2 separate regions of the Homo sapiens genome follow, and region 2 is linked to region 1. A link is a loop called in an ENCODE intact Hi-C map of the cell type or tissue named here. Cell type or tissue: mammary epithelial cell. All regions are shown on one strand. Links, peaks and the distances in the headings refer to the core of each region. The heading gives the core; the rest is flanking DNA.

Region 1 (16,367 bases), core at 4,655-12,654:
ACAGGGAAGGCAATAACCTAAAAGGCAAAAACACTCTGAACCTAGAATTCCACATTAAAGACTTTTCCACCATCATTACAATAAATGTTGAGGCCAGGCGTGGTGGCTCACGCCTGTAATCCTAAAACTTTGGGAGGCTGAGGTGGGTGGATCACGAGGTCAGTAGTTTGAGACCAGCCTGACCAACATGGTGAAACCCCATCTCTACTAAAAATACAAAAATTAGCCAGGCTTGGTGGCGGGCGCCTGTAATCCCAGCTACTCAGAAGGCTGAGGCTGGAGAATCGCTTGAGCCTGGGAGGCAGAGGTTGCAGTGAGCCAAGATCACACCACTGCACTCCAGCCTGGGTGACAGAGTGAGACTCTGTCTCAAAAATAAATTTAAAAAAATAAAATAAATGTTGAAGGAAGCTCTTCAGACAGAGGGAGAAAGATACCAAAAAGAAATCTGGACATACGCAAAGGAATAAAGAGTATACCAAAAAATATAGAAGAGGTTGTCTTATTATTCAAATCTCTTTAAAAGATGATTAACCATTGAAACAAAAATAATGACAATATAATATAGGATTTATAATATATTAAAAAGTAAAAATGTATGACAATAATAGCTCAAAGACTAGGAAGGGAGAAATGGAAGCATATTGTTGCAAGATTCCTATACTATAAATAAAGTGACATAATAACACTTAAAAGTATACTATGATAAGTTAAAGACATATACCATAAACTCAAAAGCAACCACTAAAAAAATTTCTAACTGATCAGTCAACAAAGAGATCATTTTCAAAATATTTAACCCAAAAGAAGATAGCAAAAGAGGAAAAAGAGAGCAAAGAACAGATGGACAGGCCAGGTGTCATGGCTCATGCCTGTAATCTCAGCACTTTGGGAGGCCACGGCAGGCAGATCACCTGAGGTCAGGGATTCGAGACCAGCCTGGCCAACATGGTGAAAACCCATCTCTACTAAAAATACAAAATTTAGCCTGGCTTTGTGGTAGATGTCTGTACTCCCAGCTATTCAGGAGGCTGAGGCAGGAGAATCCCTTGAACTCGGGAGGTGGAGGTTGCAGTAAGCCAAGATTGTGCCACTGTACTCCTGTGTGGGTGACAGAGTGAGACTCTGTCTTAAAAAAAAAAAAAAAAAAGAACAGATGGGCAAGTAGAAAACAAATAGCAAGATTAAATAGACTTAAACCCAGCCACATCAAGAATCAAAGCCAGGGAAAAGTTGCAAGAATAGTACAAAGAACTCAACTATGGTTTTCATGGAGATTCACCAAATTTTATTGTTGTTCCACATTTGCTATTGCTTGCCCTATGCATACATTTTTTTCATAATTTGAAAGTATGTTGCAGACATCATGCCCTTTTACCCCTATACATTTTCACATGTATTTCCTAAGAAAAAAGACATTCTCTTGCATAACCTTCAAGTTATCAAATTCAGGAAATTTAACAAGGATACAATCCTCTTTTCAAAAGCCAGTCTATTCTTAATTTTCATCATTTCCCCCAATAATGTTCTTTACCAACTTATTTCTCAGTCCCAGATTCATCCCACAATTGCACACTGCATTTAATTGCCATGTCTCTTTAATGTAGAACTATTCCTCAGCTCTTCCTTGTCTTTCATGACCTTGACTTCTTTTTCCTTTTACTTTCAGTTGATACATAATAACTATACATATTTATGCGATAAGAAGTGATATTTTGAAGCATGTATACAAGGTGTAATGATCAAATTAGGGTGATTAACATATCCATCACCTCAAATAGTAATCATTTCTTTATTTTGTGAACACTCAAAACCCCCTTTTCTGGTTTTTTGAAAATATACACTAAATTATTGCTAACCATATTCACTTTACTGTGCTACAGGACACTAGAATTTATTTCTCTTTTTTAGGTGTAACTTTGTATTCATTAACCAACCTCTCCCTATCCTCCCCTCCCACACCCTTACCAGCTTTTAATAACCACAATTCTACTCTCTGCCTCTATGAGCTCATTTTTTTAGCTCCCACACGAATGAGAATATGTGGTATTTATCTTTCTGTGTCTAACCTAGTTCACTTAAAACAATGTCCTACAGGTTCACCCATGTTGCTGCAAACTACAGGATTTCATTCTTTTTTATGGCTGAATAGTATTCTATTGTGTACATATACCATATTTTCTCTATGCATTCATCTGTTAATGGGCATTCAGGTTGATTCCTTCACTATTATGAATAGACCTGCAATAAACATGGGGATGTAGGTATCTATGTCTTTGATAAATTAATTTCCTTTCCTTTGGATAAATACCTAGTAGTGGGATTGCAGGATCATATGGTACTTCTACTTTTAGTTTTTTGAGAAACCTCCCTACTCTTTCCCATAATGGTTATAGTAATTTACATTGACATCAAAAGTTGAGTTCACTTTTCTCTGCATCCTGACCAGTATTTGTTAATTTTTTGTCTTTTTGATAATAGCCATCCTAATAGGTGTGAAGTAATATCTCATTGTGGTTTTGATTTTCATTTTCCAAATGATTAGCAATGTTGAGCATTTTTTCATATGCCTGCTGGCCATTTGAATGTCTTCTTTTGAGATATGTCTATTCAAACGTAAGGGGATCACTTCAGGACATTGGTCTAGGCAAAGATTTTCCAGGTAAGACTTCAAAAGAACAGACAATAAGAATGAAAGCAAACAAATGGGACTACATCAAACTAAAACTATATCTGCACAGCAAAGGAAACAATCAACAGAGTGAAGAGACAACCTGTTGAATGGGAGAAAATATTTGCAAACTATACATCTGACAAGGGACTAATATCCAGAATACACAAAGAACTCAAACAACTCAACAGAAAAAAAAATTCTATTTAAAAATGAGCAAAGGACCTGAATGATCTTGATATTTTTGAAGAGTGCCAGCCAGTTGGGTTATTGTCACTGTTGTTTGGTTTGATTATAGGATGCCTCTCAATTTGGAATTGTCTGATAAAAATCATTTTTTAATGTAAATCTGATCATGACACTTTCCTACTTAAATCACTCTTTTCTCTTTACACTTAATCACACCATTACAAAGCTACTCCTAAGCTGACCTCTGCCTTCCTCTCCCATCACTCTCTGCCCCATCGTGTTCCAGGTTTTCTGTTGCTAATAAGCTCCAGGTGTTCTCACTTCAAGGCTGTTGCATTTTCTGTTCCCTCTTTCCTCAGCTCCCATCTTTCAGACTTCAGTTCCCAATCGCCAACTCAGAGGCATCTTCCCTGAACCCGCTGTCAAAAGTAGCCCACCCTCAGAGCCAAACCTTTTCACTTCTCTTCTTATTTCCTTCAGAGCACTATAACCATCAGAAATAATCTTGTTTGTGTATTTTATTTCCATTGAAATAAAAGCCCTAGGAGGGCAGGAATCTTGTCTGTCTGTTCACAGATGAGTCTCCAGCATCGACAATATTACCAGGCACACAGAAGGCCTTCAGTATATATTTTTGGAAAGGACAAATAAATAGTGGAGAAAGAGAGCCATGAGAACAAAAGAGAGAAAAGGAAAGGAATGTGCTTTGAATTAAAAGAAATCTGAATGACATAACTAAAGTCTACTGAGAGCTTTCTACATGCTAAGCACCATGTTCCAACCCATTCATGGGACAGTCAGAATCTCGAGTAAGTCACTTAATTTCTTAGGCCTCAGACTGTGCATCTGTAAAACGAAGGCCTAACATTCTAGGAATATATGAGCCTCCACCTGCAGCCTCAGAGAGATACGAAGAGGGATATTCAGGCTATCTAAAGGGACCTCAGCAGAGAGTGGAGAAGAAAACAGTATCAAACAGCAGACACCCAAGCTGAGTGACCAGAATGAAGGTGTGAAGGGGGCAGGAAGCCACCCCGTAGTGAATGCCTGCCTTGCTTTTCTAGGAGGTGTCCTTTGAGCCATGGGAGGAAGCCTTTCCAAAGACCACCTGATCCCATCTCCTGGACTGAGGGAATGAAGTGTCATAATGCAGAGAGAAAGAAGTGAAGAAGGAGCACAGAGAAGCAGAGGTGAGAGTTGGGAAAAGAGTTCTTTGACTTTCAAGTACTTGGCTCCACGCCCTCCCAAAGGCCTGGCTTCCCTCCTGTTCTTTGTTTCATGAAACACCCAATAGCCTGAAAGAGTCTTTTATACTAAAGCTAGCTCAAGCTGGTTTCTGTTCCTGCTGACTATTAGTTGACTTTGGAGGGCTGCCTTCAGTTGTTGGAGGAATTCCCCCACTTAAGAGTCTTGGTGGGAAGCAGAGAGCACCTCCCACCATAGAATTTGAAAGTGTCAGGGATGGTTGAGGACATGACCCAGGTTCAACCAATTAGATATGCATATGCCATGAACCCATCGTAATAGTGGCAGCAATAGCAGCAGCATCCTGTGTCACCTGTGCTGGCTGTGTAAGCTAGGGTTTTCAGTGTCAGTGGCATCCATGCCAGGTTGGCGCTGTGTCATCACCCAGACTGCTACCCTGGCCGATGCCTGACCTTCCTTGTTACCTCCCTTTATCTGGTGCCTCTTCTATCATTTTCCTGGCATTTCTCTGAACCACTTGACATGCTCTCAATTGATTCCTTTTCTGCTTAAATCAGCCAGGACTGGTTTCTGTTGTCTGCAACTAAGAACTCCAGTGGCAATTAAGAAACTCCAGTTTCTTTCCATAAAAAAGTCCCAACTAGTTCAAGGAGCTCAGCCTTGCCTGAGCCTTCTTTGAGTGTGTTTTCTAGCCTAATGACCCCTCTTCCTAACCACTGCTTCACAGAGAGAACCAGATGCAGGTCAAGCCTTTAGATGGAGAATCTCCCGCTGGACCTTATATTTGGTGCCCACGTATATGTTGCAAAAGCTGCTGGTGGCCCGGGCCCACCTATATGTTAATTAGGAAAAGGCCTGATTAAGCAGCGGAGGATGCCCTGTGCAGGGAATACCTGCACTTTCATACACAATGGCCTTGGTAGCACATTTTTTCCAAGGCCCTGTTGGGCTGAGTTGGTATTTTAGGGAGAATATACTAAACACAAGTTTACAAATTAAGAGAATCTACATTTGGTTTGGGTTGAGTAGGGAAGCCAAATTGGAAGCCATGGGCTTCACAGAGGCTTATAAGCTGAATGAGGCATAGAACCACTGTTTGTACTCTGGAATCTATGGATGGGTTTGGGGGATGGGAAGTCTTTTAAAACCCTGGAATTATATATAAAATGTAATGGGGACCTATGCTTTTCTGGAGACAGGGTCTATAACTCTCATTAGCTCTTGAAAAGGCTTTGTGATCTATCAACCACACACACACATACATACACACACACACACACACATACACACACATGCTCACTCACAACCACTGGTATGGTACTCTTTCATTTTACAGATAAGGAAAGAAAGAACCAGAGGTGTTCAGTATCTTTCCCAAGGTCACAGAGCTGATGAGTGGTCATGTCAGGATGAAAATCTAGGTCCACAGCTCAAATACCAAAACTCTCCATGCTTTAGGTAGCATTCATATTATCATCCCAATGAAATATCTCCATCAGGAGAATTCTATCTGGTCAGGAATGTCCCAGAACTGGCAGCAAAGACCTCACAGGAAGGAGTTTCCCAGCATGAGCAATGCAGCTTTTCTAAACATCAGGATTCCACTGCCCCAGCCACCTCATCCAGCCCTGGCCAGGTTAGAACAGGCCTGCAGTGGTGATGGAGCCAATCAAGGGCCACCAGGGGTAAACCCTACCCCTCTACTTTTCCCCCACACTTCCCTGTCCCCACAACTTGTAAGCACCTGCACATAGGGACCAAGCAGAGACTCAGGAAGCCTGTGGGCTGGAAAGCCACAAGTTGCTCAACTAGTACTTTAAAACCAAAAAAAGTTTAATATTTTGTAAAGTCCCACACAAATAACGCTGGTCTCTCACACCACACCCAAGGCCACATGGGAGTAGGCAGCCTTGTACATTCACACTCACCTTTCTCAAACAAGGCTTCCCTTTCTTGGGTGCTCATGATATTCATTTCATCTCATGGGTTTAAAATATTGGGGGCAGGGCAACCAAATAACTTCCCCAGTGGCTTACTTCCAGGAAAGTTGTTTCATTTTTGAAGAACCTTAGGAATTACCATAATAACAGCTAAGTTATGGTCCAGACACTATGGTAAGCAATTACCATGCATATAATAATTTGATCTTCAAAATAAGGATAAATAGCATTATTGTTCCTAATTTATAGACAAGGGAGCTGAAGCCAAAGAGGTTCAGTGATCTGCTGAAAGTTACAAAACTAGTAGAAGGCAGAGCAATGATTTAAATCCAGGTCTCTTGGACTCCAGGGTCTAAGCTGCTGGCTCTTCCTGGAGGTTGAATTGCCTCTCAAGAGATGGGGGTGTCAGCTGGGATTTTGGAGAATCTGCAGCTTTCCGTGCCCCTTCAAAGGCTGTAGGCACACAAAAAGGAGGATGTCCTGCTAAGTACTGTATCTCCTTCCAATAAGAATCAGTACTTCAGAGAGTCTTAGACCATTAGATCCCAAAGAATTACAGCGATTATCTCCTCCTACCTCTTCATTTTATAGATGAGGACAGCAAGGCTCAGGGAGGGCAAGCAACCAGTGCAGAACACACAGCTAGCAAGCAGTCCCTCGACTCCAGCCCAGGAAGCCATCCACTGTCTCCACAGGGGGAGACACTGTGTCCACTGGTATATAGGAGATGATTTTACTGGTACACAGACAAAACTTTAAATAGTGTTGATCTTAAAATTGGATCTGCTATTCGATCCAGCAATCCCACTACTGGGTATCCACCCAAAGGAAAAGAAGTCATTACATGAAAATGACACACGCACACTCATGTTTATAGCATCACAATTCACAATTACAAAAATATGGAACCAACCTAAATGCCCACCAACCAACGAGTGGATAAAGAAAACGTGGTATATATACCCCGTGGAATACTACTCAGCCACAAAAAGGAATGAAATCATGGCATTCGCGGCAACCCGGATGGAGTTGGAAACTATTATCCTAAGTGAAGTAACTCAGGAATGGAAAACCAAATATCGTATGTTCTCACTTTTAAGTGGGAGCTAAGCTATGAGGATGCAAAGGCATAAGAATGATATAATGGACTTTAGGGACTCCGGGGGAAAGGGTGAGAGGGATGAGGGACAAAAGACGGGACATTGGGTACAGTGTACACTGCTCTGGTGATGGGCGCACGGAAATCTCAGAAATCACCACTAAAGAGCTTATCCATGTAACCAAATACCACCTGTTCCCCAAAAACTATTGAAATTAAAAAATAAAAATAAAATAATGTTGGTCGACATCATGAGAAAACCATTCCCTTTTCACTTCTCTTTTAGCCTCTCTGATTACTTTAAGGATAATCTCAATTCAGTGCTAATATATCTTTAACAGCTTTCCTTAAATATTTCTTTAAGAAACTCTTTTAAGAGAGAAAATGGATCCTTGGTGGGAAACCGCATCAGTATCAGCAAGAACTTAGTACCATTGCTTTTTTTCTTTTCGTCTTGGTTACCCTCCGATTATGTCAAATGATGCAAGTTTTCCATTGACACATTAAAGTTTCCGTTTAAATATATGTATTCATGTTAAAGAAAAATTGAATTGATTTAAAGAAAAATATTAAACGAATACTGCTCACTGACTATAATATAAAAAAATTTTTAAAGCAGTATCAATGAAAATAAACATATTACTTCCTAATCACTTTGTAAGCAAATCACTCAGTAAGGAAACTAAAATTTTAAAGCATCTGACTGTACTCATGGTGGGTACACGTGACTAGAAATCTATCACACTAACATGAGGGTCAGCTCCACGCTCTGTGACTTCTTCGCTTCACTCTCCACCACAACCCCCTGTGCCACTCCGGGGACCTCAGGAAGAGTCTAACGGGGCAATTCCAGTTGAAGGGGAAACAGCCAAAGCCACCACGGAGGGGGACTGTCTGTGCGAGCTGATCGCAGCAGGGAATGTGGTATGCCGCCCCCTGGTGGGCAGTTTCGAAATTAGCCCGGCACCTTTGTCCTCTGGTGTAGATAGACAAGCCTAATACTTGTAAGACATACTTTCCTAAAAGGAGAAGGTTTCCTTTGCATTGTATGTAAGCGGACATGTAAGCATAGGCACACACTGCCTGTGGATATCACTTCAGGGTAGTACAGGAGGTGTTACGAAATGTTTCATACAGAAAGGGGCTTTTATGTCTGATAAGGCTGAGAACTACTGTCCTAGAGCAGCAAGACCCGCCGCTCCCTGCTTGACTTAACAGCCAGGTGAGGCCAGCTTCTATGGAGACCGCTTCGTGGTACCAAGTGTGCCTTCTAGCTGGATGTTGCAAAAGTTACTTAACCAATCAGAGCCCAAGTTTCCAACCATCAATAATGAATGCTCACGCATACCCACACCCCATGGCGTTTCTCTGAGAGTCCAAAGGACGATGCGTGTGAGGCACTTAGCACTGATCTGGCAGCCAGTAAGTACTTATCAATGTCAGGTGGCGGTGGTAACAGCGCCCTCCCTTCCACCAACCTCTCCACCCCAGTTTTATTAAAAGAGGTCTGATGTAAAAGAAAAAAACAAGAAAAAAGGAAAAAGCAAAAAACAATCAGGATTTTCGGACAAAACTTACCACATCCATCAAGCTGAGGAATCCTAAAGACATCGAACCCCAACGTACCACCCATCTCAGCTGAAAGATCATTTCCAAATTAGAGGAAGCTGCGACTGACTGAGAAGGCAGGAGGTGCCCTCTAGTGGCATGGTTACATTAGCTTGGGAGGAAAGGTAGTGCAGTTCATTTTCAAAGGGAAGGACAAAACCAATTGTTAAACTGAGGCAGGAGGCAGTGATGCTTCAAAGATGCAAGTGGGAATTTACTGTCTGCTCTGTGGACCATCGAAGATGCCTTCAGGATCTGGCCTTAGCCAACGGCAAGTGGCATGCTGAAAGTCAGATCAGCTGGTCAAGGGTGGAACTGGGAACTGAACCCAAAGGTGCTAACTACAAATCCAGAAATCTCACCCTTGACAGCAAACCTCTTGCTAGTGGGAGCTGTGGCTTGTGTCATTTTACATCCTTCAAAGCAGCAACCACAGGGTTTTGTATACATAGATACAGTATTCAATAAATTACTTGATGAAATATTCATGAAATGATCGTTTATGAAATAATGAATAATGCATTATTTCATTTGTTGCTCACAATAACTGTGACATAGCCTAGTTTACTGATAAGGAAATTAAGTCTCTGGTCAAGTAACTTGCCTAAGATCACAAAGCCAGGTTTCAAACCAAGCATACTAACTCCAGAGCCTCGGTGCTTATCCACTAGACATGCAGTTCTCAAACTGTTTGGTCTCAGGATTCCTTTACAGTCTGGGTTTTGTTGTTGCTGTTTGTGGAGATGGTGTTTTACTATGCTCAAGCAATCCTCCCACTTCAGCCTCCCAAAGCACTGGGATTATAGATGCAAGCCACCTTGCCTGGCTTCCTTTACACTCTTAAAGAAATTATTAAGGATGAAAAAGAGTTTTTGTTTATAAGGATTATACCTATCAATATTTACAGTTTTAGAAATTAAAGCTGAGGAATTTAAAATATATTTATTTAAACATTATCACAATAAAGCAATTAATTATAACATAATTAATATATTTTTATAAAAAGTAACTATTTTCCTAAACCAAAAAACACCCACATTTAGAAAATTAACATGACATTGTTTTACATTTCTGAAAATCTCTACTATCTGGCTTAAGACAGCTGATTTCTCACATCTACTTCTTCATTTGCTCTGCTATAATACCATACTTGGAGTAGCTTCTGGAAAACTCCACTGTACACTTGTGAAAGAATGGAAATTTAAAAGGCAAATAACATCCTGGCACTATTATTAAAATATATTTGATGTCATGTACCCCTAAAAGGTCTTGGGGACCCCTGGTATGTCTAGGCACCCTTTTGGAAGCACTGATGTACAATATGCTGTCCATAGGGCAAGTGAACAAAGGGCTCTGCCCTCCTGAGAGTCACATCTCCAGGGAGTTCATTCCACTTGTAATGTTCTTAGTAACTTCATAAACTCATTTCAACCTCTTTATTTTTTACATTCTTGCTCTTTTCCTGGAAATGGCATGTCCTTGAAGGCAACTCTTTCTTCCTCTGTGTTCCGGATGCAGCCAGCCATCAGGGCAATGATGAGTCCCAAAACAGAATCCTTCAAGCAATAAAGAGGGTCTCTGCTTTAATCCTAGATGCCTCTATATAAAGACCAAGGAGCATAAACTATTTGTATTAGTCTGTTCTCACACTGCTATGGAGAAATACCCAAAACTGGTTAATGTATAAACGAAAGAGGTTTAATTGACTCACAGTTCTGCAGGGCTGGGGAGACCTCAGGAAATTTACAATCATGAAGGAAGGGGAAGCAAACACATCCTTCTTCACGTGGTGGCAGCAAGGAGAAGTGCAGAGCGAAGGTGGGGAAAAGCCCCTTATAAAACCATCAGATCTTGTGAGAACTCACTATCATGAGAACAGCGTGGAGGTAACCACCCCCATGATTCAATTACCTCCCACCGGGCCCCTCCTACCATACGTGGGGATTATGGGAACTACAATTCAAGATGAGATTCTGGTAGGGACACAGCCAAACCATATCACTATTCATTCCTATTATTCCATTTCTAGGGAAAAGAACTTTCTAAAAATTCTCACTCAATTTCGCCTAGACTAAGAAGCCCAGTGTCAAGAAGTGATACTCCCAATTGTGTTTTATTAAAATATGTAAATGAGTCATGAATAGCAGTATCCTAAAAGACATCATATTTCACATCTAGAGTGGGGCTCCCCTGGCTGCCATCCCTCCCTGGTCACCAACCCTCATGTGGCCTTCCCATCAGCATCAGTGAAGAGGGGACCCCTGTTCCACCCCATTCCCCAGTACGACAGTAGGGGGATGGGATAGTGTCCTCTTGTATCCTCGCTGTTGCCTCCAGACCACACTCTCTCCCTCTACCCTCAAACTGCAGCTTGGAATCTTATATCATCAAATAGGCCCATCCATTGCTTATCTCATTGCAAACACCTGTGTCATTCCCTTCTCCCCACCCCGCCTTAAAGATTTTGTCCGTAGCTCACTGCCATTCTCTTTACTACTGCTCCTTTGTTCTGTCTATGCCTTCCAACTTACTGTCCTCTGAATTCCTTGGCAATTCTCCAGTGAGCTTGTCTTCCATCTACCTCAACCACCCAGTCCCATGGTCATCTCCTAGACATTGTCACTAAGAAAAACTTCAAACACTCCATAACTGATTATCTGATCTTCAAGCACCCCACTCTCCATCTTCCCAGCTCAACATTACTCTGCCTCCTTCTTTTGGTCTTTCAGGGACATACACTTAAAATCCAAACTCATTTTCACAGCCCCTAAGATCCTCCATGATACAACCTCTGCCTACTTCTCTGGCCCTGTCTCCTAACCCTCTCCCTATCACTCACTACCCTCCAGCCCTGCTGACCTTTTTGCAATTCCTCAAACATACTAAATCCATTCCTACGTCAGTGCCTTTGTAAATGTTCTCTGGCTTCCTTGATAGATACAGCCCTGGATGTCCTCTGGGTATCTCTCTCACTTCCTTCAAATCTCTGTTCAAAAGTAGCTTCTCAATGAGGCCCTCCAAAACTTCTCTATTTAACATTGCAATTCCTCCACCTACCCATTCACCCACAGGACATACCCCCTTCCCACTTTATTTTTTTCCACTACACCTATCACTTTCTAGCATACCATGTAATTGACTATTTTGTAGATAGTCTGTTTCTTCTGGCTACAATGTAAGTTTCATAAGGAGGGCAGAGATTTTTGTCTGTTTTGTTCAGTGCAGTATCCTTGGTACCTAGAAGAGTGCCTGGCTCATAGTGGCCATTCAGTTGATTTTTTTTTCTTTTTGCATGAGGAAAATTGGATTATGCAGATCTGAACAATAAAAAGGATCACTAAATCTCACTTCTACATAAAATTTTAAATCTATCATTTTAGAATTTATCAAGAATCATCTAATTTCACTTTTATTGGGTTTTAAATTAATGTTTATACTTTTGCCATATAACTTTGCTTCTGTAACAGAAACACTTGATACTTGTTATAAATTGTGTCCCTCCCCACCACCTCAAAATTCATATGCTGAAGTCCTCACCCCCAGCACCTCAGAATATGACTGTATTTGGAGATGGGGCCAGTAAAGAGTTAATCAAGTTAAAACAGGGTCATCTGGGTGGGCCCTAATCCAATCTAACTGATGCCCTTAGGAGAAGGGGAGATTAGGACACAGGCAACACAGAGCAAAGACCGTGAGAGGACACAGTGAGAAGCCAGGGACATGACTACAATAGAAAAAGAGAGCCCTCAGAAGGAACCAACCCTGCCACACCTCGGCCATGGACTTCCAGCCTCCAGAATCGTAAGAAAATAAATGTCCATTGTTTCAGCTCCCTCAGTCTATGGTATTCTGTTATGGCAGCCCTAGCACACAAATATAACATCCATGTCAGGATTAGTCTTAAATTACATTAATTTATGGTAATTATACAAGGTCTTCAGGAACACAACCCTCCCATAAAACTCAACAGCCCTGTGTCTGAGTACCCGGTAGGCACCAAGCACCATGTAGTTTTGTGTCTGCTGCTTTCTTAGGTCCCCCTTCTTTCTCTGTCTCTTTTTCAAGGTATGAGTCCATGCCTGCCTTTCCCTCTCTCCCCTGTGGCATCTCACATACCACCCTCTCTGCCTCCAACTACAAGACTGAAATACGATGTGTTGTACGGCTCTAGTCACATGCCCAGTTTTCCAACTAGTAATACAGAACATCATACTCAACTAACTTTTCATCTTTCCAGTAAGATGAAGATGCTTCTTAGTCATGTGACCTGCCCCTGACTTATACCTCTGGGCTAGCGTCCCTACACTGCTGTCCTTTCTGGTGTCCCTCCCTGCAAGACTGCAGGAAGCCAGGAGCCAGCCTGGCTTGGGCTCTGAGCAGCATACCAAAGGCAGGCAGCTCTCACCTCTGCAGCAGGGCTGCAAAGCGGAGGTGAGCGCTGGTGCGTGCCATTGCCATGGAAACCCACTCCCACTCCTCGGGCAGCGGAGGAAGGTGGGGCCTGCGGTCTGTTCCACTATGTGATCTGAAAAGAGAAATGGCTCATCAGTCCCAGGCTCCTCTTGTAGGAAAAAGAGGCCTCTTCAGAAGGGAGTGTAGGCACAAATCCTCCCAGGAGCCTGTGCACACAGAGCCAAAGGGAGCCTCTTTGCACTCATTCTTCCTGCCGTGATTCAGTTCCACAAACTGATCATTCGTCTACTCCAGGCAAGACACTGGACTTGGAGACTGCAAGGATAAACAAGACCCATGTCCAAGTTCACTCTGGCTGGAAAGGAGAGACAGATCTGCTGTTTGATTGTTCCTGTTGCTTGAAAACATGCAGCTAAAGTCCCCAAAAGCCACTGAGTGTAGCATATTCTAAAGTTAGCTCTGGGCTTGCCAAGAGATGCCAGTCCTAGGAGCATCAACCATCAGGAGCAGAAAGAGGCCTGATAGATGAGGTGGCCCGCTTTGGGGATGTCTGCAGAGAAAAGCTGTGTCCGTGGTGGGAGAGGTGTTCCTCTCCTACCTGCAGTCATGAAAAGCTTTAAATGAACACATAAAGATAGGAATCTTCAGGAAGGGGAGAATGGCCTCTCACCCCCAGACACACACCAGCTGAGTTGCAGGAGAAATAGGTAAGCCTATGCTGGTGCCACCAACAGAACCAAGACTGGTGAGAGAGAGGGCTCTTGAGAGAGCATTCTGGGAGTATTTATTGTCCTTTTCAGCCTTCTCACTGCACTGCGGGGAGGAGAGGATCATCGGCATGTAGAGACTCACTGCAACTTAAAGATTGGCACCTGCTCCTGGTCCAGAGATTTCTCACGGTGGGGACCTGCTGGAGTACCCAGGCCTGCAGGGAAACCTTCACCCCATCCTGGTTCTGCAGCCCTCAAAGGGGATGGAAAAGATCCCAGTGGTTAATCATGGAAGGGCAGAGGCCTTGGACAGCCCCTGGACCAAGGAATAGAAGGGCCCACCTGGGAAAGGTGTGGGAAGAGAGGCAGGCTGCCATTCTCAGGAGGGACAGGGTTTTCAGCCGTGGAGAAGAGGGTGATTCTCTACACAAGGACCTCCCCATGAGCAGAGGCCACCAGCATCGTGCAGAGCACAACAGCCAGAACGAAGCCAGCACACTTCCCATAACCAACAAGTGGCCTGTCACACGAGCAGACTCTTTTCTCCCTCCAGCCGTCCTCCCAGGCTTGGGGCTGGACTAAGCCCCTATGAGGGTCATAACACCGGAAGGGGAGAAGGGACATGTGTGGTGAGCAGAGCATACACATGGGCTTTTGCCAAGCCCTCGCCTGTACTAGGGGAGAGGGAGAAGAGCCTGAAATAGGTGTGAACCTCAAGTTTTAAAATAAGCAAAGTTTAATTTTAACCAAAAGTAACTGGAAAGCTATGAAATCTGTCTGAATGCTGCTCAGCATCACCCACCACCCAGAAAGGAGGAAAGGAGAACAGGTCAACAAAACACAGTTGGTGGCAATAAAAAAAGAAAGAAACTCAGTTTATGTTTCCCCAGCAGAGCTGGAGCTTCTCAGTAAACAGGTTATACCTGGGCTTGGTGGGGCACAGACAGACAGGTGACCAGGAACTGTCTAGGGTAGGAGAAGCTGACCTCCTAGACCTGTGCCTGCCCCCACCACTCTCTCTCTGGAAACCTTGAAGTCAGGCTCCCTGGCCCTGATACCGTGTGATGCTAACAGTGGGTACAGTGCAGTCGCTGGGTCTCTAGAAACCTGGATCCCCAGGGACTGATGACATCTTTACTCATTTCAGCAAGTCCCTGAAGCACCTGCCACATGCCAGGCAGAGAATACACCAGTGCACAGGACACACCTCATCCTGCTCCCAGTAGAGCGGAGGAGAGGACCAGACACAGCCGAGCATGGTAAGTGCAAAGGCTTCTGGTAAGAAAAGCATCTCATTGGAGTACTAGAGATGGACAGGTTTGGCCAGGTGAATCAGGACAGGAAATTACACCCCCAAGGAGCCACCACAAGGCCGTGTGAGCCACACTGAGCAACTCAGACTTCATCCTGGTGGCAGAGGGACATCATTCCAAAGTAAATGAAGTGGGGAATGAGTGCTTGATGAGCATGGGTTTATTTTTGGGGGTGATGAAAGTGTTCTGAAATTAGACAGTGGTGATAGTTGCATATACTCTGAACTAAAAGCCACTGAATTGTACATTTTTAAATGAATTTTCTTATGTGAATGTTACCTCAAAAAAAAAAAAAAGGCCGGGCATGGTGGCTCACGCCTGTAATCCAAGCACTTTGGGAGGCCAAGGCCGGCAGATCACGAGGTCAGGAGATCGAGACCATCCTGGCGAACACGGTGAAACCCTGTCTCTACTAAAAATACAAAAAAAAAAAAAATTAGCTGGGCGTGGTGGTGGGCGCCTGTAGTCCCAGCTACTCGGGAGGCTGAGGCAGGAGAATGGCATGAACCCGGGAGGTGGAGTTTGCAGTGAGCCAAGATTGCACCACTGCACTCCAGCCTGGGCGACAGAGCAAGACTCCGTCTCAAAAAAGAAAAAAAATGAAAGGAATATCTAGAAGGAACTTTCAATTCCAATCAAGATGGAGTAACAGGGACCAGATTTACTCTCCTGCCTGAAACTAAAAAACAAGACAAAATATATGAAATGAGGGCTGCCCAAAGAGTGAACATCAGGCGACAGAGAACAGCGATGCCTGAGGAATGTGAAATAAGTGAGGTGAGGCCGATGACTATCCTTACTGGCTACTTTTGAGTTTCCAGGCCTCAGAGTGGGGAAGAAAGGGAGGCAGGCAGAGCCCAGTGAATTTCCTGAGTTGAAGAGACAGAGCAGAGTCAGGCCAAGGCAGGCCAAGTTTGCAGAGCAGAGCACTGGAGAGGAGAGAGCTGCACAGAGAGAACCCTGGAAATTTGCAGAGGGTCTCCCTGTAGTATTCAGAAGAGCACTGATCCATATAGCTGAAAAGATCAGAGGGAAGAATTCCTGAAGCCCACACAGGGCTGGGAATAGTGTCTGCTCCCACCAGCTAGACAGGAAAACCTCATAATTCAGGGGGCAGCAGAGTCCTAAGCATCTCACACTTCAGTAGTAGGGGGAAATGAGCCCTGGGCTAAATGCTGCTCTGGTGATGCCTAACATTAAAGGCAAGTCTCAAATGAA
Region 2 (12,951 bases), core at 632-8,631, 210 kb before region 1:
TTTTCCTGTGTCTTAATGGCTCCCTAGGCCTTTTGCTGGAAAGCAAGACTTTCATCAAAGGGCAGTGCCTTAGATAAAAGGCTGGGTCAAGAAGAAGTGTCCAGTTAGGCGAGCTGCTTCCATAATCTAAGAAAAACTACAGGGTAGTGAGAGGACATTACACCGTCTCACAAGGGAATCAGAAACTCCTGAACAAGGTTAAAATAAGAACCCTGGCCAGGCACGATGGCTTACACCTGTAATCCCAGCACTGTGGGAGGTTGAGGCAGGAGGCTCGCTTAAGCTCAGGAGTTTGAGACCATCCTAGGCAACAGAGTAAGACCCCCATCTCTATAACATATACATACACACACACACACGTATTTATATATGTATATACGTATATACAACATATATTTATATGTATATACGTATATACAACATATATTTATATATGTATATACGTATATACAACATATATTTATATATGTATATACGTATATACAACATATATTTATATATGTATATACGTATATACAACATATATTTATATATGTATATACGTATATACAACATATTTATATATGTATATACGTATATACTACATATATTTATATATGTATATACGTATATTAATATATATTTATATATGTATATATAATATATATGTATATACGTCTATATAATATATATGTATATACGTCTATATAATATATATGTATATATGTATATATTATATATATTTATGTATATGTAATATATGTATATATAATATATATGTATATATGTATATATTGTATATGTATATATGTATATATGTATATATAATATATATGTATATATGTATATATAATATATATGTATATATGTATATATAATATATATGTATATATGTATATATGTATATATGTATATATGTATATATGTATATGTAATATATATGTATATATGTATGTATGTATATGTAATATATGTATATATACTACCTATGTATATATGTACATATGTATATATACTACCTATGTATGTATGTACATATGTATATATACTACCTATGTATGTATGTACATATGTATATATACTACCTATGTATGTATGTACGTATGTATATATACTACCTATGTATGTATGTACGTATGTATATATACTACCTATGTATGTATGTACGTATGTATATATACTACCTATGTATGTATGTACGTATGTATATATACTACCTATGTATGTATGTACGTATGTATATATACTACGTATGTATATATACTACATATTTGTATGTATATATGATATATAGTATATAATATATTGTATATATAATATATTGTATATATAATATATATTATGTATTTATAATATATATTTATGTATACATAATATATACATGTATATGTTATATATACACGTGTATATATAATATATACACTATATATACATAAATATATACATAATTATATACATAAATATAAATATATAAATATATAATATAAATATATATAATATATAAATATAAATATGTATGTATATATTATATATACATGTATATATAATATATTATATATACATGTATATATAATATATTATATATACATGTATATATAATATATTATATAATTATATATATATTATATATATTATATATAATTTATAATCTTTTTATAATATATATTATATATAATTAATATATAATATATTATATAATATATTATATATTTTTATATATATTTATATTTATGTATATAATATGTACATGTATAGTACATAAATATATGTATATATTATATATAAATTATATATGTATATATTATTTATACATATGTATTTATATATGTATATATAATATATACATATATAATTTTATTTTATAAAATATAAAATTCGTCAGGTCTGGTGGTGCACGCCTGTAGTCCCAGCTACTCAGGAGGCTGAGGTGGGAAGATTGTTTGAACCCGGGAAGTCGAGGCTACAGTGAGCTGTGATCGCACCACTGCACTGCAGCCTGGGTGACAGAGTGAGACCCTGTCTCGAATAAATAAATAAATAAATAAATAAATAAATAAATAAATAAATAAGAACCCTGACAGGTTTGTAAGGCTCAGCAGTTCTCTGTGTCTTGAGCTGGCCCAGCAGCTGCCCTGGAGGGAAATACAGCAAATTCTTAAAAGCAAGCAGGGCCTCAGTGGTTGTCTTTGCAGCCAGCAGGACCCATATGCCCCTCTCCACAGCCCCTCTTCCTCCAACTGAAGAAGAGAGCCCAGGGGACAAGTAGCTAGAAAGAGCAGGGTCACCTTTTCATGAAAAGAGGAAGATGGGGACAAAAGTCCTGTGCTCAGCAGGAAAGGAGACACAGCAGGAGGAAGGGACATTTCAGGAGGGAGGTGGCTAGGAAGCCCCAACAGAGGAACAAGAGTCAAACTTCACCATTGCTGGGGCCCGGCAGGTGTGATTAAACAGGCAGCAGGGACTCCGAGGCATTACAGAAGGATCATTAGTGCTCAGACCCCACTGCCAGTCATATCTGAAATGAGTTTGGATTTAGAGACCCACCACTGAGCTGAGTGGTGTGGATCAGGAGTGAAGCACATGACTTAATCAGGGGCATGAAAGCAGCTGACAAATTACAGCATGATTTGTCATCATCTTGGAGCTCAGCAAGTGTTTGTCCCTGAAAGAATCAATACCTGGAGGGAAAAGGGCCATATTTTTAGAAACTCCTGGATGGGTAATTTATTTCAAGTGAGTAGAGAGTTTATTTATGTTGGCACCCCCTCAAATCCAATGGACAGTATATTTACACGAAGCCAGAAAATGCTATCATTTCTTTTAATCAATTTACCCCTTTGAACAGCTGTACCTTGAAGCTTTCAGTGATAAACTCACGCCCTTTGCTAAAAGCTCTACCCAGGAAACCATCTCCAATCCCACCTTTACCACTGCTGCCTTCTGTTTGGGTGGAATGTTACATGTTTCAACACTTTAACACATAGATTCTGTTTTTTGAGGCACAATTAAGATGGGCAGGGCAGGTGATGTTAGCCCCATTCTACAGATGAAGAAACGAAGGCTCATGAGTTGAACGTAGGATTAGTCAATGTAGAGGAGAGTCAGAAAGCAAGATCTCCCCACCTCAAGTTGTGTTTCATCCCCATTGGACTAAAAGAGTTTGTACAACAGAAATGCCTTTAAAAAAAATACTTAGCTACAAGACTGTTCACCAGGAAGCAATGTGCTGAGTAAGTAAGGAGTAGAGGGTCTGCAGGTGAACTTGAATTAAAATCCCAGCCCATGAGATTTAAATAGGTTTGACCATGGGGAGCCTTCTTTACCTTTCAGTCACAGATTTCCCATCTCTAAAGAAAGGCAAATTAAAGCTCCTACTTCATAGAATGACGGTAAGCTTGAAAATAAATAATAAAGTTCTTATTACAGTGTCTGGCAGAAATAAGTGTCCAGTAAATGCTATTTATTTTGCTCTATTAGCTACTATTTTCACAGCATTTTTATAACAGCAAAACAAATTGAAACACTATACCTATTAAATGGTGAAACGATTAAAGGAAATATGGTCAATTTTGCTCCTGGACCAAACTGAGGGTTGGGCTGCTATTTCTCGTGGCCCAATAACAAGATGCAGATGAATTGGGGAGGAAGAGAGTTTTTATTTCTCTAACCAGTTACAGGGAGAAGGCCTGGAAGTTATTGCCAGACCAACTCAAAGTTACAAAGTTTTCCAGAGTTTATATACCTTCTAAGCTATATGCCTACGTGTAAGTGTGCATTCATCTGAAGACATAAGTGATTAACTTCTTTTAATCTATAACTAAGGTCTGGGTCCTGAAGACCTACTTCTGGAGCCTCAGTAAGTTTAATTAATCTAAATGAGTCTAGGTGCTGAGGTGATTACTTTATCTTGTCTCCTGACAAATCATAAGGATTTGGGGAGTTCCTTTAGACACCATTAAACTTGTTTGTGGAGGCCTGGGGAGTTTCTTCAGACCACCAATTAAACTTATTTCATCCTGAAAAGGGTCCTGATAAGAATTCCTTCATTATCCTCTCATGCTTCAAGTCCCAGGAAAAGCCTAGGCAACCTTGGTGGGATCTTTGTTACATTCCAGCCATTGTATAAGGACACTGGCTCAATCAGCTTTTAATGTTTAATCTAGCTACTCAGTGCTGGGACAGTTGTAATGAACACTGAATCTCGTTGTTAAAATGTGTAAATACACATGTATATACCTACACAAATATATGTGGGTGTGGAGATATATATATGTGTGTATATGTACATATGTGTGTATGTGTGTGTGTACATGTATATATATATGTATGTATATATATGTATATATATGTATGTGTGTGTGTGTGTATATATATATATATAAAATTTTTTTTTTTGAGACAGAGTCTTGCTCTGCCAGGCTAGAGTGCAGTGGCGCGATCTTGGCTCACTGCAACCTCCACCTCCCAGGTTCAAGTGATTTTCGTGCCTCAGCCTCCCGAGTAGCTGAGATTAGAGGCACACACCACCATGCCTGGCTAATTTTTGTATTTTTAGTAGAGACGGGGTTTCACCAGGCTGGTCTCGATCTCCTGACCTCAGGTGATCTGCCTGCCTCAGCCTCCCAAAGTGCTGGGATTACAGGTGTGAGCCACCATGCCTGGCTAATGGATATATATATTTAAAACCCTGGAAATATTACATGCGCAAGCATTTTAGCTGTGGATATCTCTATGTGGTGTGATTTATAATGCCTTCTTTTTAATTATCTATTTCTGTGGTATCGAATGTGATAACCACTAGCCACATGTAGCTATTTAAGCTTAATTAAAATCAAATTAAATTTTTTAAGAAAACAATTCCTTAGTCAAACTACCACACTTCAAATGCTAAATAGACACATGTGATTAGTGGCTTCCATACTGCACAATGCAGACTCAGAACATTCCATCATTGCAGTAAGTTCTATTAGATCTGGGCTACAGCCCCACACCCAGGCAGGTCAGAGAAATGCAATCAGGGTAATCACCTCCCTCTGCCCTGCATCAAACTTTTCACTGGCATTTGCTTTCTCTTCCTTAATGAGGACTTAACTTTTTTTTCTGACACATTACAACTATCAAAGTGTGACAAAGCATGGATTACCTTATTTGCAATGGTTCTAACAGTGATTAGCTCTCCCAGTGATCCTATTAAAACTAGATCCCTCTGAATTAATAAACTCACAGAGTCCTCTCTCTCACAGGAGGTACAGTTCGAACCAGAGCTTTTCCACAATACCATCGTGTGTGAGAAACCCAACAACCACCTCAACAAATTTAAGGGTTATATGTAAGTATCTCATGTCCCATGCTGCTAGTAAATATCTCCGCTGCAGCTAGAAAATATATTGTCTAGAAATGACCAAACAAATAAGCATCTTCATCCTGAGGAATTTTATTTGTGTGTGTGTGATAAAGAGGGACTAGAGAAATTTAAATTGGGAAACTTTTTCTATTTTTTTTTTTTTGCTGAGTGATAGTTATTTATGTTGCAGGGTTAAATTCACCAATGTTGTTAAAAAAAAAAAAAAAAACCTTAGTAAAATAGCATCAAAATCAAGATTGTGCTCTGATTCAGGAAGGTGAATATGATTTAATTAAGATCAATTTTTTAAGTGCCTATATTGCATTGTAGGTAAGAACAGGGACTTTGGAATTGGACAGATCTGGGTTTGAATCGGGGTTCTGCAAATTACAAGCTGTATGACCTTGGGTAAATTAATTCACCTCTCTGAGCCTGTTTCCACATCCATAAAATAAAATTATAATATCTATATCAAAGGGTTTTTCTTTTCTAAGATTGTCAGCATACACAAAGCCCTTAGCACAGCAACTGGCAGAGAGGAAATATTCAATTAACAGTGGCTCCTGCTATTAGGATAATTGTTATTCTTATTCCTCAACTTTGGTTCAGCCTAAGCATTTTACTGCAATTCTGCTCCCTTATCAGACCACTAGTCTTCCCACAAAATAAGAGCCATAGTAACAGATGTGAGTAAATGCCCTTATACGATGCTTTTCTACAGGGGTGTCCAAACTTCTGGCTTCCCTGGGCCACATTGGAAGAATTGTCTTGGGCCACACATAAAATACACTAACCCTAACAATAGCTGATGAGCTAAGTAGTAATAATAATAATAATCTCATAATGTTTTAAGAAAGTTTATGAATTTGTGTTGGGCCATGTTCAAAGCCACCCTGGGCCACATGTGGGCCATGGGTTGGACAAGCTTGCTATAACAGTTTTCAGAGGACTTCTAGAGAACATTGTCATGTGTAATCTTCACAACAACCCCAGAAAGCGAATATCGTGATGTGGATTATGATGATCTGAGACTTTATAGATGCAAAGATTCTCCCTAACTCACAGCAGGAACAAGACAAAGCCAGGACTTATATGGGGGTCTTTTGACTCCAACCCCAGTGTGCTTTCCATAGCCGTACATTGCGGAGCTCAGCCATGTTACACCAATTTCTCCACCAATAGGGCCTGCAGCTCCCTGAAATGCAGTTGTCTTTGCTTTCTTCCACCCACATGTCCTCAGGCCATGAGGGATATAATGAGGAGAAATAGAAAGGAGAAACAATAAGAAGAATACCAGAGAAACCATAGCTTTTATAGGCAAATTACTTTTAAAATACACAGAGCGAGCAGAAGGAGACAAGCAGAGAAGGGCCTGAGGTCCTGGGGAAAAGGCCTTTGCTGCAAAGGAGGTAAAGCCTGTCACCTGCTCTGAAGAGAAGGGCGCCCCTTGTGCCTTAGGTTTGTGAACTTGATTCATCCCAAATCCCTCACGCCTTGAGTCACTCTCCATATCCTCTTAGAGAACAGCCTCATTGTTAGATTTCTGTTTAGGACCCTTTCTCCCCAGAACAGCTCAGGCTAACAGCCAGCCTTTCTCAGCTTTCAACCTGCTCCAGCCTGCCCCTCTCAGACGGATTTCAGGACAGAACTCTCCCAGCTTCACTCAGCCCCCAGCACCTCCTCTTCCTAGTTGCTGCTCTGGGAGACCTGTCCTTCCTCCACATGACTGGGCCTCATGGATGAGTCCTAAAAGTCCAGTTGGACTGCGGAGTAGCTAACCCATGGAATGAAGGAGAATTCCTTGCTGTGCTCCTACATCCTTGCTGTACTCAGCAAGAACACCCTCAGGCCTGGCACCCACAGATGGTCTCCACCTTCTTCCTGAGCAGACCCACTGGTCTGATGCCTCTGGGTTTCCCAGAAGCTTCTGTGGGTTCCGTTAATTTAGAAGCTCCCTGAGGCTGCACAGGCTGGCTAGAAGATCAACAGCTTTCAATGATCTGTTTGAAAGTTAGGGTGTCCAATTTGAAAATGCGACTTTTGAATGAAAGAATCTCTACAGAGCAGTGGTTCTCAACCAGGGACAATCACCACCAACAACAAAACCACCCCTCCAACCAGGAGACATTTGACAATGTCTAGAATCATTTTTCTTGCCACAACTGGGGAGGGGTGCTGTTGGCATCCACTGGGTAGGGGCCAGGGATGCTACAATGCACAGGACAGCCCCCCACCCCAGCAGAGAATTGTGTAGTCCAAAATGTTCATAACACCAAGGTTGAGAAATGCTGGCCTATAAAAAGTATAATAGACCATCCTTGTAAACCAAGAGCGCTAAATAGACAACAGCTATAAGATAGCAAATCCTTTTCTACCATTCTTTGAAAAGGAACATTACAACCGAGAGAAGTAGAAGCCTCTCTCATATGCTATCACTTCAGAACATCCTAAAATTATTCTTGAAACCACAAGCTACTGACAGTGAGACAAGCAAGGTTCATTAGCCCAGTATTAAATCCACAGCCAGCCTCCTCCTTAATAAACAGAAGGAGCAATGGTGGGTCCTGAACCTCAGACATTCTTAGACCACCTTTATGATTTTTATCATATTCAGTAAAATCTATTTTATCTACCAGATTTTTAATTACCTTACTTTTTCCAAAATTTATTTGAAAAGGAAAATTTATATCACTGGGCCCTATGGGAAACCAGGATCACTTACTATACTTAAGAGGTAAAAATTAATACAATGAAATCAAAACAGTTATATTCTAACTATTATTTGCCATAGCATCCTTTGCTTTAAAAAGTAGGATAGACAAACATTAGAATAGGGTCAAGAACATACTAGCAAGAAATGAAACATCCTCCTTGACATATTCAGCAGAAGTGAAAATAGAAATGACTCTGATTTAGTGTGGGTGAGTGGGGTAGTACTTTAGGTACCCTAAGGTAGTGAAAATCTCAGTAGGGTGGGTGTCTGTGACCTAGATTCCCTGGTCTTAGGATGTCTCATGTACTAGTTGTATAGCCTTGGAAAAATCTCAGCCACTCTGAGCTTCTACTTTTTCATAAATAAAAATAATCATCCTACTAACTTCCCAGACCACAAAGAGTCAAACAAAATCATGTAAGTAAATGTAGTTTATAAACACAGTGAGGAATCATTAGCATTAAAAGGCATATTGAGTGGCAGTATAGCACTCTGGGGCCAGACTAGTTTTGAATCCCCATTCTGCCACTTCCTGGCTTTATGAACTTGCCTCAGTTTCCCTATCTGTAAAGTGGGTATGATAATAAGCCCTGTCTTATAAGGTTGTCATGAGGCTTCAGTGAAAAAGGCTTATAACTGGACTTAGCGATAAGAAGTATTGAAGAACAACACGTTTAAAAAAGAGCTCTAAGAGTTCGGATTATTATTTTTTTGTTCTCCCAAATAGGTTTGGAAAGTTATATTTAAGCTTGCTGAAAATCTCAAAGGAACGGCATCAGGATAGAGTAAAGGCCAGACCCCAGGTCATAACTAGAGTTGATTGGACTCAGAAGTTTCTAGTGTGAGGTGGAAAACTGCAATGCTCCCTGGACTAGAAGAAAGAAGAAACTATCTCTACTTTTAGGATCTGCCTCCCAATAATTTGGGCAAAGGGCCACTCCTGTGAGGTCTATTTTATGAGCTGTTGAGCAGGTGAAAGCTGGTACAGGAAAGAGGCCGAGTGAGTGATGTGGCTCGGAACGAGAGGAACCCATGACCTGCCCTTCCTTACTTTACCATTCTTACCTGTCCCCTGTCCCCTGTATGAAAAGCAAGACTACCTGGAGGCTCCCCTTGGAAGTTCACCTTCTGCAGTTCAGGTCCCCAGAAGCTGAATGACAATGAGCATGTGAACACTGCCAGTCCTTGTAAGGCCAGAAGCCAGTTCCCTTGCACTTTTGTTTGCTTATTTGTTTTTTAAAGTGACAGGAAGTTTATTAAGAAAGGGATAAAAGAAGGGTAACTCCATAGCAGAACAGCCCCTTGCCCTTTTTTTTTTTTTTTTTTAAGATGGAGTCTTGCCCCGTAGCCCAGGCTGGAGTGCAAAGGAGCAATCTTGGCTCACGGCAACCTCCGCCTCCCGGGTTCAAGCGATTCTCCTGCCTCAGCCTCCCAAGTAGCTGGGATTACAGGCACCTGCCACCATGCCTGACTAATTTTTTGTATTTTTAGTAGAGACGGGGTTTCACCATGTTGGCCAGGCTGGTCTCGAACTCCTGACCTCATGATCCACCTGCCTCGGCCTCCCAAAGTGCTGAGATTACAGGCTTGAGCCACTGCACCCGGCCCTACTGGTTGCCCATTTTTATGGGTGTTTCTTGATTATATGCTAAACAAAGGGTGGATTATTCATGAGTTTCCTGGGACAGGCATGGATAATTCCCAGAGCTGAAGGTTTCTCCCCTTTTTAAACCATATAGGGTAACTTCCTGACGTTGCCATGGCATCTGTAAACTGTCATGGCTCTGGTGGGAGTGTAACAGTGAGGACAACCAGAGGTCACTCTCATCACCATCTTGGTTTTGGTGGGTTTTGGCTGACTTCTTTGCTGCAACCTGCATAAAAACATTTTGAATATGAGAATTGAAGCCAAGGCTTTTTCACCAGAGTTCTGCCTTTTATGTTGGTAAATGGGACAATTTTCTCAGGGTGGACAATTCCCTTCTAATGGTCTAGCTCCCACCCAGGCCTCCTAGGAGCAAAAAAGAGATCTACCCTTGAACATGAAGGAGATTAGATTCTCAGCTACCATCACTCTTCTGAAAAAACAGGGAGGAGAGGGATCATGTTCACTCACCACTTCTAGTTCTGTGACAGTACCCAGTGACAGCAAGGAAAGGCCACCAAACCACCCCCTGTCTTTTATTCATCATCCCCAGGGAGCATCCTGACCAGACCAGGACTGGCTTTGGCTGTGAGAGTCTTCTGCTTCGAGGCTGCACCATCAGAAACACCGAGATGGCTGTTGGCATTGTCATCTATGCAGGTCATTGTCTGGGTAGTTTCTTTTGTCTGAATTTTCCTTTATCCTTCCCCCTCCAAATCCATCTTCAGTCAATGGGAACCAACAACTGTTCACAGTAACTTCCCATTTACTCATGTAACTTCCCATTTCTCAACTAAGCAAACGGAGGCTGGGAATCACAGCAGTTCACTCACTCTACAGGAGACATGATGAGATTCCAAGTTAATATCACCCATCTGCACTAGATAGGGAAAGGGATTCACACTCAATCATCCCGGTGGTTTTGTGCTACTAACTAAAGCCAGAATGAAGTGTATCTTCTTAAGCCTGTGGAATAACCTCACCAAACTTAACAACTTCCCCTTTGGAGCCTCAATTTCCTCATTTGTACAGTGGGGAGAATATTTGTATCTGCCTCATAGAGTGTTTGTAAGGATCAAATTACTCAGCACATGAAAAGCATCCAGCACTGCCTATAGCAAAGAGAGGGCTCAGTGGGTTTTAGTTGTTTTTGCAGTTATGTTTTTACTATTACCTTTATTTATTTTATGGCTCCATATATGGAGGCCTATCTCTCCTTCCCACTTTGATCCTGCTTTCCAATGAAAAAAGATAATAGCAGCGCTTCTCACAATGGAATCTAAAGTCTTGGAGGGCAATCTTGGAGCTGCTGTATCTCTAGTACTTAACACCAGTGCTCGTAGGTACGCAACGCACCTGTTGTTACATGAACACCTGAAGACTTCAGCCACAACAGAGGAAACATGGTCTCTCTGGAGCATCTACCTTTGCTGGAAAACTCCAGAATGTGTTTTCTTCTGAGTCTTCCACTCACTGGGACACTTTGGAATAGTTTGCTTATTGCTTTTTTGTTTGGTTTGGTCTCCATAGAACCCCACTTCTGATGGACATAGAAAAGCATTTAAATATCCATCTACCATAAGATTTACTCTTTGGGATTGTCAAAGAAAAACAGGTCTTTTTAAACATAATGTCACGATTTAGCTAGCTTTCCCTAATTTGGGAGAGGGGGATTATATTTGTCAGTTCAGATGACTTATTTCGAAGATCTTTAGCAATGGAGTTCAACACCATCTGGTAAACCTATTAAAAATGAACTCTCCAGCAATCTCCACTGTACCAAAAAAGAAAATGGTAATCATAATCACATAGATTTAGAGCTTTGCTTCTCTGCCTGAACAGAAATAAAGAAGAAACCTTGAGTAGGTGATGGGAGTGGTATATAAGGTGGCAGATATGGAGTGTTAACCATGGCTCCAGCTAGTCGGGCTGCCTATGGGTAAAATCCATTCATATTCTGCATGTTCCTGAACAGGATGGTTGAACTTTCAGTGCAAGAGGGACTAATAGTTTCTACCTTGTAGCTTTATAATGTTAGAATGAGATTATCTGTGAAAAGGGCCTAATACGACAGTTGGAATACATCAGGCCCGCAAAACTATGAGAAAGAAGATACCAGTTGTTTTTAACATTATTATCTAGAGCTGGGGTTCTCACCTTTGGCACCATTGACATTTTGGCCCATATTATTCTTTGTGACGGGGGCTGTCCTGTAGGGTATTTAGCAGCATCTCTGGCCTCTACCCACAAGATGCATTAGCACCCCCCACCAAGTGAGATAACCCAAATTTCTCAAGACGTTGCCAAATGTCCTCTGGGGAGTAAAATCACTCCTGGTGAGAGCAATGGTCCAGAATTCTCATTTCACCCTTGACATTATCAACGGGTAAAACAGGGCCTCAGAGTCAAAGGCCCAAAAAGGCCAAGGTGAGATTTACAGAAGAAAGAGGTCCAATGTAGAGGTGTGTGCTCCTCACAGCAAACACTGAGTCCCAACTTACCAGAAACTAATTTAGTACTTTGTGTGTATTGATTTATTTTCCCACTTCATACACCACAATCATCTCCCATTTTTTAGATGAGGAATTGAAGTACAAAGAGGATCACTCACCCAAAGTCACATGCCTCCTGAGTTGAACTCTATGCAACCCAAGGTCAAGTATCCACAGAGCTGAGCTCCGACTCTAGAGCCCACACTCTTATCCACTGCCCCATACTTCCTCCCCTTGAACCCAACTCTTTCCAAAAGAACAGAGGGGTCTCAGAAGGCAAGGATCAGGTGGGTGAAGGGGATAGTCCCAGGATCCCTGAATGGAGTGAGGCTGAGAGGCAGGCAGAAATTCTACAGGCCCAGGAGTACTGCTGGAACCCCTGCTCACAACTGCAGCAACTTGAGTCTAATTTTAAAAGCCTAGAGTTTTTTTGCTCCTACTGTTTTGTTGCTACTTTAAATCCACAAGACAACCAGCTAAACAGCATAAAAGCCGTTTGCTTCTGGAGCTGATGTATTGGTTTTCTTCAATTTTGCACAGAAAATATGCAACTGATGTGTTTTTCATTTGACTGCTGAGGAGTATGGCACTGTAGTTAACATTCAGCAGCCCCAAAGGAGAGGCTCTGTCTAAAGACAAAGTCTCAGTTTGACTCTTAGCTCTTAGGTGTGTGATCTTGGGTCCCAGGGGTTGGTGAAAGGAGAACTACACTGGCAATCTGAATCTTGGGTTCACAATGTGACTCTGACATTGACTTATTCTTTCACTTTGGGCAGAT

The links. Peaks named below come from ENCODE experiments on the same cell type or tissue, not always from the same donor. Only the 100,000 strongest peaks of a DNase experiment are listed, where the experiment ranks them.
Region 2: it touches region 1 in a loop (8-fold over the local background); 6 of 110 quality-filtered maps call a loop at or near these places.

What each region holds. Positions count from the first base shown.
Region 1 is chr5:160,430,986-160,447,352 of GRCh38, reverse strand. No RefSeq gene overlaps it. Among named protein-coding and RNA genes, the nearest start is that of PTTG1, 17 kb to the right of the region's middle. RefSeq lists enhancers at 3,936-3,995, 10,418-10,477, 12,855-13,294, 14,834-14,923 and a silencer at 8,413-8,472. In mammary epithelial cell, for the core only: CTCF peaks have their summits at 8,047 (motif pointing left) and 8,800 (motif pointing left); DNase peaks (open chromatin) are centred at 5,722, 8,062 and 8,752; H3K4me3 peaks cover 799 bases; H3K27ac peaks cover 359 bases.
Region 2 is chr5:160,641,528-160,654,478 of GRCh38, reverse strand. ATP10B (ATPase phospholipid transporting 10B (putative)) reads left to right here. Exons shown (of 26, transcript NM_025153.3): 8 at 5,223-5,308; 9 at 10,235-10,341. Among named protein-coding and RNA genes, the nearest start is that of MIR146A, 160 kb to the right of the region's middle. RefSeq lists a silencer at 9,319-9,474. In mammary epithelial cell, for the core only: a CTCF peak has its summit at 4,971; no DNase peak of the experiment used is centred there.